Regions from separate parts of the Mus musculus genome. Here region 2 is linked to region 1. Evidence: chromatin loops called from intact Hi-C (ENCODE). Cell type or tissue: gastrocnemius. All regions are shown on one strand.

Evidence for each region. Hi-C counts contacts between places; a loop is a spot of excess contacts. Peaks named below come from ENCODE experiments on the same cell type or tissue, not always from the same donor. Only the 100,000 strongest peaks of a DNase experiment are listed, where the experiment ranks them.
Region 2: a loop joins it to region 1, with 2.1 times the contacts of the local background. A loop is called at or near these places in 11 of 42 quality-filtered maps.

Annotation. Positions count from the first base shown.
Region 1 is chr2:131,090,308-131,098,307 of GRCm38, forward strand. No RefSeq gene overlaps it. Among named protein-coding and RNA genes, the nearest start is that of Siglec1, 7.5 kb to the left of the region's middle. In gastrocnemius, a CTCF peak has its summit at 4,735 (motif pointing right); a DNase peak (open chromatin) is centred at 4,741; H3K4me3 peaks cover 648 bases; H3K27ac peaks cover 3,569 bases.
Region 2 is chr2:131,506,417-131,514,416 of GRCm38, forward strand. It overlaps Smox (spermine oxidase), which reads left to right. Exons shown (of 7, transcript NM_145533.2): 2 at 5,568-5,801. The coding sequence starts at 5,594. Among named protein-coding and RNA genes, the nearest start is that of Gm30732, 16 kb to the right of the region's middle. In gastrocnemius, CTCF peaks have their summits at 3,806 and 7,851; DNase peaks (open chromatin) are centred at 243, 2,260, 3,529, 3,748 and 1 more place; H3K4me3 peaks cover 5,875 bases; H3K27ac peaks cover 7,469 bases.

The DNA of each region.
Region 1 (8,000 bases):
CGAACCTATACCACCAGGCCCGGCAGCTAACCACTGACTTTGACTCAGGTAGTAGAAAGTCCACAGCTCATTCCTCAGCCTAGTTTTGACTCGTTCTGACTGACAAACCCACGACAGGTGAAGCATCAAAGTGAAAAAGGCTGAGCGGGGTCCATTAGAGTAGGAAAATTAAGGGAGGGATGGGCATGGTCATGGTGGGTGGTTGCCTGGGATCTGGATTGGAATCCAAGGTGGGAATGGGTGCAGGTGAGGATAAGGTGGAGGCTGGGTATGAGTGCGGGGGCTGGGGTTGGGGTTGGGATTGGGATGGTGTGTTGGGGACTGTGGGAATAAGGCATGTAGTACGTGGTTGGAGCTGCCACTCCAGAGAAGGGAGCCTGAGATGGAAGTAGCTGCTATGGAGGAGGGAGGAGGGTTATGGCTGGGCCAAGGCTGAGGCTGGAGAGGACCTAGCATGGGGCAGGGGGATAGCTTGGATTTCATGTTTAGGGTTTGCAAGGGTTTAGAGGGTCCAGGAGTCACACCTACGTGCATACCCTATCTCAGAAAAGCCGAGGCCTACTCCACTCCCCACTCCTCCTCTCCAGGCCCAGAGATGGAAGTGTCTGTGCCATGGGAGGAAATGGCTGCTGGGCAGGCTGACCTGCCTTCCAGAGAAGAGAACAGGAAGGAAGGCCAAGAACTCCGAGCAGCTGGTTCTCTGCTTCTGCTTCCCAGGAGAGGAGGATCCTGTCCTGGGGGCTGTTTCCTCTTTCCTGAACCCTCAACCCTCTCTCTGTCCAGCTGATATCTGGCTCAGAGGGCAGCTGAGGGCCTTGCACAATCTCGGAACAGGAAAAGCCTTAGACATGGGACAGCCCCCATTGGACCAAGAACTTGGGGACTTGAGCAGCTGAGGTGGGACCCAGGACCACAGTGAAGTTTTCTCCCAGACAAATGAGAAGAGAGGCCGGTATTTTCATTCTCTGGCCAGGCTTAGACCTGTCTCTTTGGACCACCTAGCCTTTGGGGAGAGTCTCCGGGAGGCAAATCTGACCTGGGAACATCACAGGCAAGTGGATCAAGGCATTCCCTTCCAAGTCCTCCAAGAGTCTCCCTATACCCCCTACAGGTTGGGAGTATCCAAACCAGGCATGGTGGCACACAAATGCAATCCTAGCACTCAGAAGGCTGAAGCAGGAGGACTTCAAGTTCAAGGCTAGGCTCTGCTACAAAGTGAGGCCTTGTTTGAATAAAGAGGAAACAAGACCACAGAAATGCCTCAGGGATTAAGAGCACTGGCTGCTCTTTCAGAAGACTCAAGTTAGAATCTCAGCACCCACATGGCAGCTCTCAACCTTCTGTCACTCCAGCTCCAAAGGAACTTGTCATCCTCTTCTGGCCTCTGTAGATAAATGCATGTGTATCCATGGGGGCAACCCCTGCCACACACACACACACACACACACACACACACACACACTAAAACACACACACACACAAAAACAAAGCCATAAAAAAAACTCCACCATTACTTTTTGTTTGTTTGTTTTTGTTTTTTGAGACAGGATTTCTCTGTGTAGCCCTGGCTGTCCTGGAACTCACTCTGTAGACCAGGCTGGCCTCAAATTCATATAGATCTACCTGCCTCTGCCTCAAGAGTGCTGGGACTAAATGCATGAGCCACCACCACCAGGCCCACAAACCACTCTTATAGTACAAGATTCTCTGCCATTTGAGGGCCTACTATGTGCAGCTGACATAGGGAGCTGCAGCTAATTGGGTCTATTTCCATCTTTTGTTAGTGTGTGTGTGTCTGTGTGTGAGACAGAGAGAGACAGAGAGGCAGAGAGATAGAGAGACAGAGACAGACAGACAGACAGTGTGCACAAGTGGGAAGTCCTGCTCTATCCCTTCACATCTGTTTGGAACAGGGCCATCTCACTGAACCTGGACTAGCCTGGTGACCAGCAAGCCACAGTGATCCTGTCTCCACCCCTTAGAGTGTGAGAATTAAAGGTACAAACAGCCATACCAGAATATTTTACGTGGCTGCTGAGATCTGAACCCAGACTCAGCAGCTCAATCTCTTACCTGCTTACCCACTCTCAAGCCATCTTCCTCCTTCCTTTTTTTTTTTTTTTTTTTTTTGTTTTTAGACTCACTATCTAGGCCAGGTTGGCCTTGAACTCAGCACCATGCCCACCTCATTTATTCCTTCCTCAGTGACAAGTTGACACATCACTACCTGCTCTTCTGTACTTTACAGACCAGGTTCTTCCACTTGGCAAAGGTAACTATGTTCTCCGGCCTTTAATTCTGGTCTTGGCTCTGTGACCTTTTTGACCAATAGATGTTAATGGACAAGACAGAAGCAAGTTCTTCAAAATGTCCTTCTGTGGTGGCCTCCCCACATGTGTCCTTGCCACTGTCGTACAAAGAACAGGCTACAGGTAGCACGTTGGCCAAGATAGGAGATATGACACATGGGTAGACAGAAGCAGTGGTCTAGAACAAAGTCTAGCTGTGTGAGCCTGCACCCGCCAGACCTGAGCCACCCTGATACCCTGTGGGGTGACTATAGGTGCCATACCAAGTTTCTCTGCAGCTCTGGGGATTTACTGGTGACTGGCAATGGGGGCTTGAGGTCCTACTTGTTCAACTCCCTTAGCAGGCTAAGGCCTGGAGGCCTGGACTGGTTTGCTCTTCCTTAGCGTGAGGAGGCAGAGTCGGGATTGGCTTCTCTGGCCCAAGCAGGCAACTCCTCTCCTCCTCCTTTCCTTGGGTCAATGGAAACCTCCATAAATAAAAAGCCCAAGGCAGCTCTGAGGTGAGGGAGACTCCTGCACTTGAAGTGAGTCTGCATGGTCGCTGTGAAGTGGGTTCCGTCCGTCTCATTTTAGGTGGAAGAATCCATCTGTGGAGATATTTTGAGATTTGCCCAGAGAATATTCGTCTTGATTAAAAAAAAAAAAAAAAAAAAAAGATGAGAGGTGGGTGAGCTGGAACAGAAGATCAGATGGGGAAGGGGAGGGAGCATGGGAGAGGAAGCTAGAATGGAGGGCCATTTGAGGGGTGGTATGGGAAATGTAGTGCAGTGGAAACTCCCTAAAATATATAAAATACATGAACCTCCGAATAATGGGGGACACGGAGTTGGGGTCATGATTCATTTTCTTGTCACTAAACAAAGCTTACAGTACGGGACTGGGTCATATCCAATTGAGTCGTTGGCCAAAGGGTTCCATGGAAATCCCCAAACAGCCCAGGCTGTTGACAAGACAACAGGTTGCTCTCCACAAACCGATATAACAAGTTTCCATTGCTGAAGGCAATACCCACACAACTCATTGAACACGGAGAGGTCGAGCTGGTGCCTACACAGAGCTTTAACCACTATAGTCTGGTGTCTTTGGTAAAGGTACTCTGCATGCTACCAAAAGAGAAACATAACACCAACCCAGCCACAAACCCTTTGACCTACAATACTGTCCTGCCTGCAAGACATGCTAGAGCAACGGTGACACCGCTGTGGCAGCAGCCAACCAATGTCTAATTTAGCTTAAGGTCCATGCCACCAATGGTAACCTTGTTTAGGTGACCAAGAGTCAGAGCCTAGATAGCCCAGGGACCTAGGGTAAAGCTGAATACTACTTTGTCTTCTTTAAAGTAGTAATCAAGTGACTCCTAATGGTATTCTGCTATACTCATAGATCTGTGTCTTGTTCAGCCATCGTGAGAGAAACTTCCTCCTGCAGCAGATGAGAACAATAAAGACCCCTAGCCAGACATCATGCAAAGAGAGCGAGAGACTTTGGAACGCTCAACTCCAAAGGAGATGTCTCCATCAACTCCCTCCCCTCAGAGCTCAGGGAAGCCTACAGAAGAGGAGGGAAAGATAATAGAAGGCAGACGGGACAGGACCAGGAGAGCAAAGCTCGTGTGACCTCACAGAGACCAAAGCAGCAAGCACAGGGCCTACCCGGGGCCACACAGGTCCTCTGTGGATATGGTACAGCTTCTAGCTTAGGATTTTATGGAACTCCTGAGTGTGTAAACAAGTGGGTCTCTGATTCTTCTGCCTTCTCTTGAGTTGCCTGGTCCAGTCTCGGGTGATGGCTTTTGTTTTATTAAATCTTATTTTGATAAGTTTGGTTGTTATCTCTCAGAAGTCTGTTCTTTTCTAATAAGACACAGAAAGGGAGTGGATCCAGATGATAAGGGAGGAGGGGAAGGAGGGGAAACCATAATCAGAATATTTATACGAGAAAAGAACCCATTTTCAATAAAAGGGGGAAAATTGGCTACAAAACCCAAACCTCCAAATAGCAGCAGTATAAATAAACCAGAATGTGTCTCAAGTTAGCACTGGCATACAGCTTATGTTTGCGTGTGAATGGGTTAAAATAGAGATTTATTACATAGTCCCTGGGTGGCCTTGAACTTGTGATCTTCTTGCCTCAGCTTTCTTAGTGCTTGGATTACAGCTGTGTGCTGCCATGTATCTGGCAACTTGATCATTTTGAAACTGGACTCCTTTGTTTCCAGTCAGCTATATTCAATGAATGCTTCTACTCATGGTCCAAGGTGGCTACTGGTTGCTCCAGCCATTAAGCAAGACAGAGAACCAGCTTTGTAACTGGGTAAATACTACAGATTCATTACTAAGTCCATTCATTTCTCCTACTCAGGCTCTGGGCTCCTGTGAAGGAGCCCCAGCCAGTTTTTGCAGTGTTTGTGCAGAGCCTCCAGCCTCCCCCAGAGGGCGCCAGAGCCCTCTGCTTCCTCCTCCTTCAGATACCAGGGTTTTTTGCATTAGAGGTGTGGGGCTCTTTGCTGGCTAGATTTTTTGAAGGTCCTGGGGGGGCAACTGAGCTCTCATACCTGGATCCAAAACAGGAAGCATGAATCTTTTGGAACATCAAAGCCAATCCCAACAACACACCTCTTCCAGCAAGACCACACTCCTTTTTTTATTATTAGATATTTTCTTCATTTACAATTCAAATGCTATGGTCCCCTATACCCTCCCCCAGCCCTGCTCCCCAACCCACCCCCTCCTGCTTTCTGGCCCTGGCATTTCCCTGTACTGGAGCATATGATCTTCGCAAGACCAAGGGCCTCTCCTCCCATTGATGGCCGCCTAGGCCATCCTCTGCTACATATGCAACTAGAGACACAGTTCTGGGGGCTACTGGTTAGTTCATATTGTTGATCCTCCTATAGGGTTGCCGACCCCTTCAGCTCCTTGGGTATTTTCTCTAGCTCCTCCATTGGGGGCCCTGTGTTCCATACAATAGATGACCGTGAGCATCCACTTCTGTATTTGCCAGGCACTGGCCTAGCCTCACCAGAAACAGCTATATCAGGGTCCTGTCAGCAGAATCTTGCTGGCATCTGCAATAGTGTCTGGGTTTGGTGGTTGTATATGGGATGGATCCCCAGGTGGGGCAGTCTCTGGATGGTCCTTCCTTCCATCTCAGCTCTGAACTTTGTCTTTGTAACTCCTTCCATGGGGTATTTTGTTCCCTATTCTAGGAAGGAACGAAGTATCCACCCTTTGAAGGCCACACTCTTAATCAAACAGCCCCCAACTGGGAACCAAGTATTTAAATACCAGAGTGGTGGGATGTTCAGCCCATCTTGAAGAGCAATAGCTATCTCACCTCCTGCCACAGGGACCACTTGCATAAAGATCAGTTACTAGATGGTGAAGGAGAAAGAGCAGAGAGAGAGGTTGTAAAGTCAGTGAAAGATGAATTGGGTGTAGAAATGCAAGTCTGTAATCCCACACTCAGAGGGTGGAGGCAGGAAGATTGGGGGATCAGGACCTGCTACATGACCCTAATTTAAAACAAACAAACAAACAAACAAACAAGCACAAAACAATAACACCAAGCTTGGTAGTACATGCCTATAATGCCAGCACTTGGGAGGCTGAGGAAGGACAATCTAGAGTTAGAGACCAGCCCATTCTACATAATGAAACAGAAGGAGGGAGGGAGGGAGCCTAGGGGTGTGGCTCAATAGAATTGCCTAGAATGCACAAGGTCCTGAGTTTGACCCCCAGCACTACATGGGGGTGGGGAGTGGGGACAGGGACAGAAGAAGAGGAGAGGGAAGAGGAGAAGAAAAAAGAAGCGGAAGAGGAGGAGGGGGAGGAGAAAGAAGAGGATCGAGAGGAGGAGGAGGAGGAGGAAGAGGAGGAAGAAAGAAAAAATGGATAGTAAACAGCTACTGAGGGCTGGGGCCTGGTGCAGTCCTGGCAGCTTTTTGAGTGCAGTACGTGGAGGCTAAGGAGCCTCCGAGCCAGCTTGTACTATCATCTCCGTTCACAGGAAGCTGAGTCACGGGGAGGTAAAGAAACTGGAGCCGGGGGTTTGTGCAGCAGCTGGGCGGGGATGGAATGTGAACAGGGGCAGCCATTTCCTGAGGCCAGCTCTGAACCACCCAGATACACTGCTGGCTAAAAGAACCAGTAAACAAAAGGTGAGCAGACCGACCCAAACAGAGAACACAAAGAACAGAACGGCTAGGAAAGGGGACATTTTAACGCCATTACATTCATAAAACCATAAAGCAGCCATCAAAGAAAAGAACAGAAATAAGTCCTGGGAATTTTAAATAGAATAGCTAAAAGGAAATTTTAATAGAAAGGAATATGAAATTCTGTGGTTAAGGGTTCCAAAATCAATCCACTCTTCTTTTTTCTAATTGTAATTTATTCTTTGTGTAGGTGTGCATGTACGTGTGTGTGTGTGCGTGTGTGTGTGTATGTACGTGTGTGTGTGCATGTGTGAGTGTATGTGTGTATGAACGTGCATGCATGCATGTGTGTGTACTTGCATGTGAGTATATGCATGTACCTGTGTGTGTGTGTGTGTGTGTGTGTGTGTGTGTGTGTGTGTGTGTGTGTGTGGTTCCGTGAGGTCAGAGGACATCGTTGTGGAGTTGCTTCACTCTTTCTACCTTTAAGGGGTTCTCCTGCTCATGTAGCAAGTGCTTCACGAGTGAGCCTCCTCATCCTCCTTTCACTCCTCTTTACTGGTGAGAGTGTGGGGGAGCTTGGGGACAGAAGGGCCTTGATTTCAACCAAAGCCATATTACCACTAAAATCCCAGTGACAAGAGGATAAGGAGTTCAAAGCCACCAGCCACTACATAGCAAGTTCCAAGCCAGCATGAGAAACAGGGTTTCAAAATACAAACAAACAAAAAGCCCTAGCTCTGTATTCTCTAGTGGATAGGTACAATCAGGCTGGGTCCTGTTTAGTACACAAGAGGGGCATGCTCCCACTGGGAGAAGCCCGGATAAATACAAGACTAAAGGCAGAAGAGAGACACTGTGACCCTGGGTCCTTAAATATATCACCCAGTCCCGGGATTAAGCCTTCCCTAAAGCTAAAAGCTACAAGGGCTCCAATTAATTATCCAATTATCTTTGTCTCCACTGTCTCCATCAGCCCTCAGATGAGCCACTGTGAAGGTAAGCTGCCAGGACTCAGTTGCAAGCTCATCTTTAAGGAGAAACTTACAACAAACTGAAATCACATAATTGCCTTGAGAGAGCAATTCATCAAAGAAAGGTACCAGGAGGGGAAGCCTGGGAGTGTAGCTCAGTAGCTGAGTACATCTCAGAGCCCAAAAGGAATAAAAGAAAAAGGGGGAAGGCAGGAAGAGAGAGAGATGGAGAGGAGGCTAAGAAGGCAGGAAGGGATACTGGCTAAACCCAGTAGTGGGCCCATTCTTCACTTACACAGCACCCAGGCTTGAGAATGTGTGCACGGCAAACAGGCTTGGAGACGCCTGGTTTTTATCACAGGAAGAAATAGAAGAGAACTAGAGAACTAGACGTGGTGGTGCATGCCTTTAATCCCAGAACTAGGGAGGCAGAGACAGGCGAATCCCTGCATTTGAGGCCAGTCTGGTGTACATACAAGTTCCAGGACAGCCAGGGTCACAGAGAGAGACCTGTCTCAAGGAAGAAAGGAAGGGAGAAAGGAAGGGAGGAGGGAGGGAGGA
Region 2 (8,000 bases), 420 kb after region 1:
AGAAGTGTTGGTCAAATGAGGCCTAGAGGAAGTCAGGCCCTGGCCTAGGGATTCCTTAGCCAGCAAGTAGGATACTGAGCTGGGCTGCCCTTTTCTGCCCACTATGTTTACAACTCTATTCCTGTCCATTGGCATGGCCCTTCTGGTTTGGTGGTGCTATATAGGCCTTGTACACATTCTGGCCTGGGCCAGAAGGCTGGGAAGGGTCTGGCTGGGAGGCTGGGGCGGCCTGCCTCAGACTGGAGGGTGGGAGGAGCCCTGCACAGACACAGAGCCCCTTTGTTTGCCAGCGCAGCGAGGCAGCTGGTGTGGGATTTCTGGGAGTGTTTTTTCCCCCTTCTTTCTTTTTTACCTTAAAAGAATATTTTCATTGTCTAGGGGGGTCTCAAGATTCCAAACCCTCTGCAGACCTGCCAGGAAGTCCAAAGATATCCCCCTGGATCAGCCCCAGCTTCCTTCCTTCTCCCTTCCCTCCAGCTAGAACCTTGGAAAGAGCATCCCTATAAGGAAGATGAAGCTGGCCGTTACTCCTACCTGTTGGAGAGACTTGTGAAGCTCACAGGGTTGGTGGAAGGGGGGTGCAGAGATACTCTGTCTACTGCAGCTGAGGGTGCCCGTGTCCTGGGTAGGTCTCTCACGAGTAAGCATAGGGCTTCAGGGCGAGGAGGGGTGCTGGTTAGAAGGAATGACCTAGTTTGGAGGGTTTCAGCTGGTGTGATCCTGGACTCTAAAGGAGGTGAAGTGAGGAGGGGGCTGGTGACCTTGGAGCCGTAGTCTTCTGCAGGCAGCAGTGAGGAAATCCAGACTGGGTGACCTGAGGAGCCCATCTCAGGCTCCCGAGGGAATACAAACACACAGAAGAAAACCAAAAAGCGCATGTTTAGAGGGTCCAGGATGGGAAGACTGTTTTGTGCCTTTGAAAGGTGTGGGAGATTGTTGCTGGTGGTATATCTGCAGCAGTTATCGCAGTTGGGGACATAGTGACCTGTGGATGGACGGCAGATCATCCCAGTTGATGAGGAAGGGGTGTCTACACTGGCTGGGGCTGCTGAACTGCACGGTAGTGTCTCTTAGGCTGTGGCCATGCTCACTTGCTGGAGAAGTACCAGTCTAGCCTGGAATCCAGCCTTGCTCAGTGACCGGGAAGTTGCGGCCTCAGTTCTGAGACACAAGACAGTAACGGATCCCCAGTGAGATACCCATGTCCTGGGAACCAGTAGGTAGTTGTTGTACTTAAGAGCCAGTATGTGGGGCCTACAGTCCACAGCTGCAAATGACAGCACAGCTCTTAAGTCCCAGTGAGGACTGTGTGGTCAGAACCCAGAGGCAGCTTCTTTGATGCATGGTAAGGGAAATGAATGCTTGCCTTTGGTCATTAGGTGGTCTGGAAAAGCCCAAGGCTTTGGTGGGGCTTGGGCTTTATGTTGTGTGTGGTGGGGAGTATCTTGTGAGAAGGGACATCTGCAAAGCCAGAGGATAAAGAGCATTCCTATGTTTGTTGTAGAGTAGAGGCTCAACAAATTGCTGAGTTGACCTGTGGTCATATTAAATGAGGTCCAGCCATAGTTATCTTTTAGAGAAGTGGTTCTCAGTCTATGGGTCGCAACCCCTTTGGGGTCGAATGACCCTTTCATAGGGGTCACTTAAGACCATCAGAAAACACAAATATTTACATTATGATTCATAACAGTAGCAAAGTTACAGTTATGAAGTAGCAAAGAAATACTTTTATGGTGGTGGTGGTGTGGGGTCACTACAACCCGAGGAACTGTATTGAAGTGTCATAGCATTAGGACGGTTGAGAAGCACTGGTCCAGAGGGTGGTGAATGAGCCTGGGTTCAGGTGAGATTCAGAGAGTGGGAGCTGGAGGGTCTGTCTCTGAGGACATTGGGGGTAGAGGCGACATTGTTGGGTTGGCCTAGTGGATAAAGGGGATCTTCTCCAAAGGACACCCACAACTTTGACCCTGGGGCTGTGGATGGGGTGAGAGCAGTGTGCTACCTCAGCTGAGTTCTGGCATTTCTGGGAGGGGCTCAACAGCAACAGGTGTGGAGGAGGGGTTGACACCGGGAAGCTGAGGCCTGTGCTGGGAAAGTGCTGTCAGGAAGCAGTGGGTAATTTGTAGACAGGTACTCATGCTCTGGCTGACCCGATTTCTTGAAGCTTTGGGGCTTGGCCTGCTTGGGGACATGGATGCTGGGCAGGAAGCCCTAGATACCCCCCTTCCTGCCCCAGTTTACCATGGAGGCCAGAGCAAGAAGGCAAGTGTCTATTGTTCTGAGCTGCCTCAGCTCCCCTCCTCCCCCCTCACTGCCTGGCTGAGCCAGCACTTTTTCTTCATTCCTTTATCTGTGGACTAGTACAGGGCGTTCTGTTTCTCCTGTGCATACAGATCAAGGCAAAAAGGGGACAGGCATGCACCAAGGACCATTTAAATTCTTCCTCAATAAGACAGTTTCCCTCCCTCCCTCCCTCCCTCTATAACCCCCACCCCTTAGGAAAAAAAAAAACAAGTGGGGAAAGTGATTAAAACTAACAGCAAAGGTTGATTGAGCCTGGCATAGCAGGCTCTCTGGATATGTCTTCTCTGATTTTTCAGTTGGGCCTCATGGTGCATGGACACAGTGTGGTAAGATTGCCATGGTAGACATCCTCTGCCGTCTGTGGCTCTCTGTGGCCTCTGGCTTCTTGTGGGCAACAGGGGTGGATGGAGCTGGTTTGGGACAAGACTCATGGAAGACCAGTACTGTAGAGTTAGCTGGGAAGGTCAGTGGGTTAGGACCCTCGCAGGTCCTGTGCTGTTTGCATCTGATACCCTTGTCCAGGGTCTCTGAGATTTGGTGTTGGGAATGGAGGGGTCTTTCTGCAGTCATCTATAAGATGGCTTGTGGTCCTTTTCAGAATCCTGTCATTTCTACAGTTCCTGCATGTGTCAGGTCCTTAAATGCTGATAGTCTTATAATAACCTTATTTGACTGTCAACAGCAGTGTATAGTCATGCCTAGGGGAAGAAAGGTCAGGAGGTCTCTTCTGGCTTTTAGAAGGTAGCGTCAGGGATCCTGTGATAAGCAAGACCCCCCACCCCCACCCCAGGTTTTGCTTTTCTTTTTTTAGGTAATGTCTTTCAATGTATCCCAGGTTAGCTTGAACCTCATGATCTTCCTGCTTTAGCCTTCCCAGTACTGGAATTACAGGCATATTTGGCCGCAGTCAGTGTGAGAACTCCAGTTCAATCCCTTTTACACCTGCTTTACATAGTAGCATTTCAAGACCTGGCTCCACTTTTAAGCTTTACAAACACTGCCACCTTCCCACCCCTTTATTGCAAAAGTGAGGCTGTTGGAGTGTCTCTGGGGCCAGGGTGCTATCAAGGGGATTCCCCACTTTTCCAGCGTATGGGCTGGGGCACGCAGCGGTGTCAGGTCTCACCTGTTGCATGGGCACCCTGGCGTCATTACAGCTGACGCAGGCCCTCCACAGCACTCTGTGTGTTTGCTAGCTTCTCACAGCGTTGGCGGTGGCTGGCAGACTTCCGGTGGCATCACCACTGACCCTGCCAGCGCGTGCAATCCGCCACATCCTCACCTCTAAATTTAGTGCACAGGAACCTAGGCAGAGGAGAAGGGAGGGAGAGACTTCAGAAGCCCGGCTTGGCATGTTCCCTAGAGGGTGGGGGCCTAAAAGAAGGGGGAGAGGGTAGTGGAGGAGGAGGGGGAGGAGGAGGCAGGAAAGGCTGGCGCCCACCTTTTAGTGGCCTCTCGAGCAAAGCCTGGATTGCCCGGGAGGGATTCTGGGTCTCTAGCGCCATCTGCTTGTAGTTTAGGAAGCATGTTCTAGCTTGACTTGGCTAGTTGAGTCTGGGAGTGGAGTAGGAGGCTCGCTAGAGGAAGCACATCTGTCTAGGCCCATACATCACATGGAATAAGTTGGGGGAGAAGCAGCCTCTTAGCCTGAGCATATTTAGGAAAAAAAGCACCTACTTCGCTAAACCTGCAAGTGTTAGAGGACACTGTACTGGGGAAAATGGAAACCTTGGAAGGAAGTGGACATGTCTTGGCATGCTGTGTAACCTCCATTCCGATCCAGGTAGATCTGCTCCCTCCACTGCAGCAAGCTCCCCTTACTATTCTCATTCATGTCCCCTTTCCCTTAATCTCTGTCCTCAACAGATTGTTTGCCTTTCCCTGAACTTCGTGTGAATAGAGCCACACAGTATGTGCAGCTCGGAGTCTGGCCTCTGGCTCAGTCACGTTCATAGGTGCATCTGTGCTGCTGTTGGAGCACAGCTGCTTGTTTCTGTAGTTGCTGAGTTTTGCATGGCATGAGAGTACTACACGGTTTGAGCATCTGTTCTCATTGGTGGGCTTTTGGGTTGTTTCCAGATTTGGTTAGTGTGATAAAGCTATAAATGTCTTTGACATGTCTATTTGGAGGGATGTGCCTGATTTTTAAAAGTGGATTGCTGTGTGGAGGCTGGGAAAGGCCACACTTGCTTCATGGGTGTGGGTGACGGGTTTTTATTTGCTTCTTGGCTTGTGAACTAGCAGCTTCTGTCCATCTTTATTTCCTCATTCGATCTTGGTACTATTAAATTCTGCGGCATCTGTGACTCAAACCTTAGTTGAGACAACTGATCTTTTACGTTGCTGAGTCAGGGAATGAAAGGGATAGGACAGGAGCTGAATTTCAAAGTATTCTGGCCATTCTTAGACTAGAGGAGCAGTGTATTCCAGCCCTGGGCCACCTTCTCGCCCTACATTACCAGCTGCCCAAGCCTGGCGTCTCTAAGCAAGCTGGCAGCGTATAACTGTCAATTTGATGTCTGGTCTCTGGTGCCACGGGTCATCACTATCCAGTGTTTCCTGGGTTCATTGCTGTTTTGTGGTGACTGGGGGCCTGGGTGGATGGAGAAAGGACCTACCCAGAATAGCAAGGCTTGTTGGATACTAGCTCTTTCTGGAGGAACGGGGAGGTGAAGACTCTGTCCTTCCCACCACATTGCCACCTCACTGATACTCAGAAAGCCAGCCGAAAGGCAAGGAGAGAGGAGAAAGACGGAAGGGGGCAGAAGTGCCAGGTGAGAGCCAGGGACAGAGCCCAGTGCTGTGTGTACAAGTGTTCTGGGCTGCTGTGAACATTCTGGAGCCTGTGCAAGTAACTCTGGTATGTGTGAATATCCTGATGGCTGTGTAAGCAGCCTGGGGTTGGCACAGAGGGCAGCTATGCAGGGTTGAGCAAGGCATTAGGGTAAGTCTCCTGACTTTGGCCTGTTTGGTCATCTCTTCTCAGGTCACCTCTTGTCCATACTTTAGACCTTGGGTGAGGAACAGGCAAAGCCTAAGAGGTTTGGGGGTAGAATTGATGGATCCCACCTCTTACCTGTTAGTGGGCCCTAAAACACACGCTCCCTCCCTGGCTCTCATATCTCGCTGCCCCTTCCCATCTCCCTTTCTGCATTTAGAGGATGTTTCTTCTTGATCTTCTTGATCTTTAAGGAATGGGGGCAGCTTGCAGTGATTCCCTTGGGTCAGGTGAGCTGACCCCCAGCCCCCATCTCTCCTCACAGGCTCCTAGAAGGTGAGCACGGACGGCATGCAAAGTTGTGAATCCAGTGGCGACAGTGCGGATGACCCTCTCAGTCGTGGCCTACGGAGAAGGGGACAGCCTCGTGTGGTGGTGATCGGTGCTGGCTTGGCTGGCCTGGCTGCAGCTAGAGCCCTTCTGGAGCAGGGCTTCACGGATGTCACTGTGCTTGAGGCTTCCAGCCACATTGGGGGCCGTGTGCAGAGTGTGAGGCTTGGTAAGCATCACTCGGGCCCAGCTACCTCTCTAGGCCACCTTTTGTTCCTCTGGTCCTGCCTCAAGTCTTACTAATGTAACCTTTCCTTGGGATAAGTGTTTGCTCATGCACTTGCGTGGGTGTTTTCCAGAAGCTTCCGTAGGCCCTTGCACTGACATCCCACTTTGGAGAATGCTGTCTTGGTGTTAGAGTTGGGGCTGACAATGTTTGTTGGGAGGGCATACTGTCTAAGAACTGTGGGTCCTCATTTTAAAGTCACAAGAAGGAGGGGGCATTGTATAAGTTCTGATTAGTCATTAGTTTTTAGTATGAGTTAGGTTATCATAACTGAGGACAGACAACAGGAACTAGGGTTATTAGAGTGGAAGGGGGATTTTAGGCTTCCCTGTGGGTGATGTGTGTCTTAGGGTTGTCTGTAAAGATCGGTCCTTGTTGCAGCCAAAGAAGAGACTTGCCCCTGGGATGGGAAGATGTTGCTAGGGTTCTAGAGCGTAGAGATATTTCCTGAAATGGAGCTGGAGATGAGGGTTCTGACAGCCACCGTGTGTGTAGGGTGTTCTGGCCAGCAGTGGGTTGAGTGGGTTGGGAGTATGAAGACGACCCAGTGAGAAAACATGCAGTGACCTGGTGTATGTGAGAGATTTGACCCTCTGTGTGTATATGTACGTGTGTATGTGTGCTATGTGTGAGTGAGTATGTGTATGTGTGTATGTGAGAATGTGTATGTCTGTGAGTGTATGTGTTATGAGTGTGCATTATGTGAGTGTGTGCTGTGTGAGTATGTGCTGCATGAGTATGTGTGAGTGTGTGCATCTGTGTGCATCTGTGTCTATGTGAGTGCGTGTGTATCTCTGTATGTGTATGTATGTGCTATGTGTGTGTATGTGTGTATGTGAGTGTGTGTATGTCTGTGAGTGTGTAAGAGGGTGTATGAGTGTGTGTGTGCTATGTGTGAATGTGTGTCTGTGTGAGTGCATGAATATGTCTGTGAGTGTGTGAGAGTGTGTATGAGTGTATGTGTGCTATGTGTGAATGTGTGTCTGTATGTATGTGTGTGTCTATGTGTGAGTGTGTGTGAGAGTGTGTATGAGTGTGTGTGTGTGCTATGTGTGTGTTTGTGTGTATATGAATTTGTGTGTGTGTGTGTGTCTGTGTGTTTAGAGGCTAGAGGCCCACATTGATTATCTCCCACAATTGCTTTCTAACATTTCTTTTTTGAGACAGGGTCTCTGTTTCTCTTTTTCAGGCACAAACTTGGGTGACTCTTGGCAGTAAGAATGAAAGTGCTGTCCAAAGTTCTCACAAGGCTGGGGCAGCCAAGGAGCCCCAGGGCTCTTTGCTCATTGTTGATTGGCTGGCTGGCAGCCTCCGGGAAGAGCAGTCCCATTTATGATTCTTTGGGCTTGATGAGCTATTTAGAGTTTGATGTAGAAACAGAAGATGGGGAGATAGGTGGCCCAGTCCCTGAGGCAGCTGACAACTGAGACCATGCAGGGAAGGCACAGGGTGTCAGACGACCAGATGGGAAGCTTGCCAGGCAGAGAAGAGGGAGTGACTAGGCTGTGTGGAATAATGAATGTGAAGAGAGAGGGGAGAACATGCTGGTCAGGGTACCTGTGTTGTGTGCAGACAGGCAGGCCTCAGAACCCAGTGTGTCAATGGACATGCTGCAGCATGGCATGATGGCCATGTCCCTGTCAGAAGTGAGAGCAGGGGTCCAGAGCCAGCTCTGAGGATACCACTTGCTAGGAGGTGAGTAGGCATGAGGTGGTGCCTGGAGCCCTTGGGAATACAGGTGTGGCCGAGACGGCCATGAGCGAGAGAAGTACCCTTGGTGGTGGCATGTGAGGGAGGGCTTCTGGGGAGGAGAGAGTGGCTGGTACTGTACTATATACATGTGCAGCATTGGGTAAAAACAAATTGATAATAATAGCAATAACAACAATAATAATATTACTGTTCTCCCTCTGCTCCTAATGGGAGCTCAATGTAGAACAGATGCCTGAGGCTCTAGCGGTACCCTCACCGGCCAGCAGGCGGTCCTGTGGGCAGGGTCCTGGGCTTTCTGTTTTTGGTCCTTCAGTCTGCTTACTTTTCCTACACATGGGGGTCTGCGCATGCCTGCCTCTTTCAGAGACACCAGGCAGTTGTTCTCTTCTAGCTGCAGCATGAGGCTGTGTTTTGTTGTAGGCACATTCA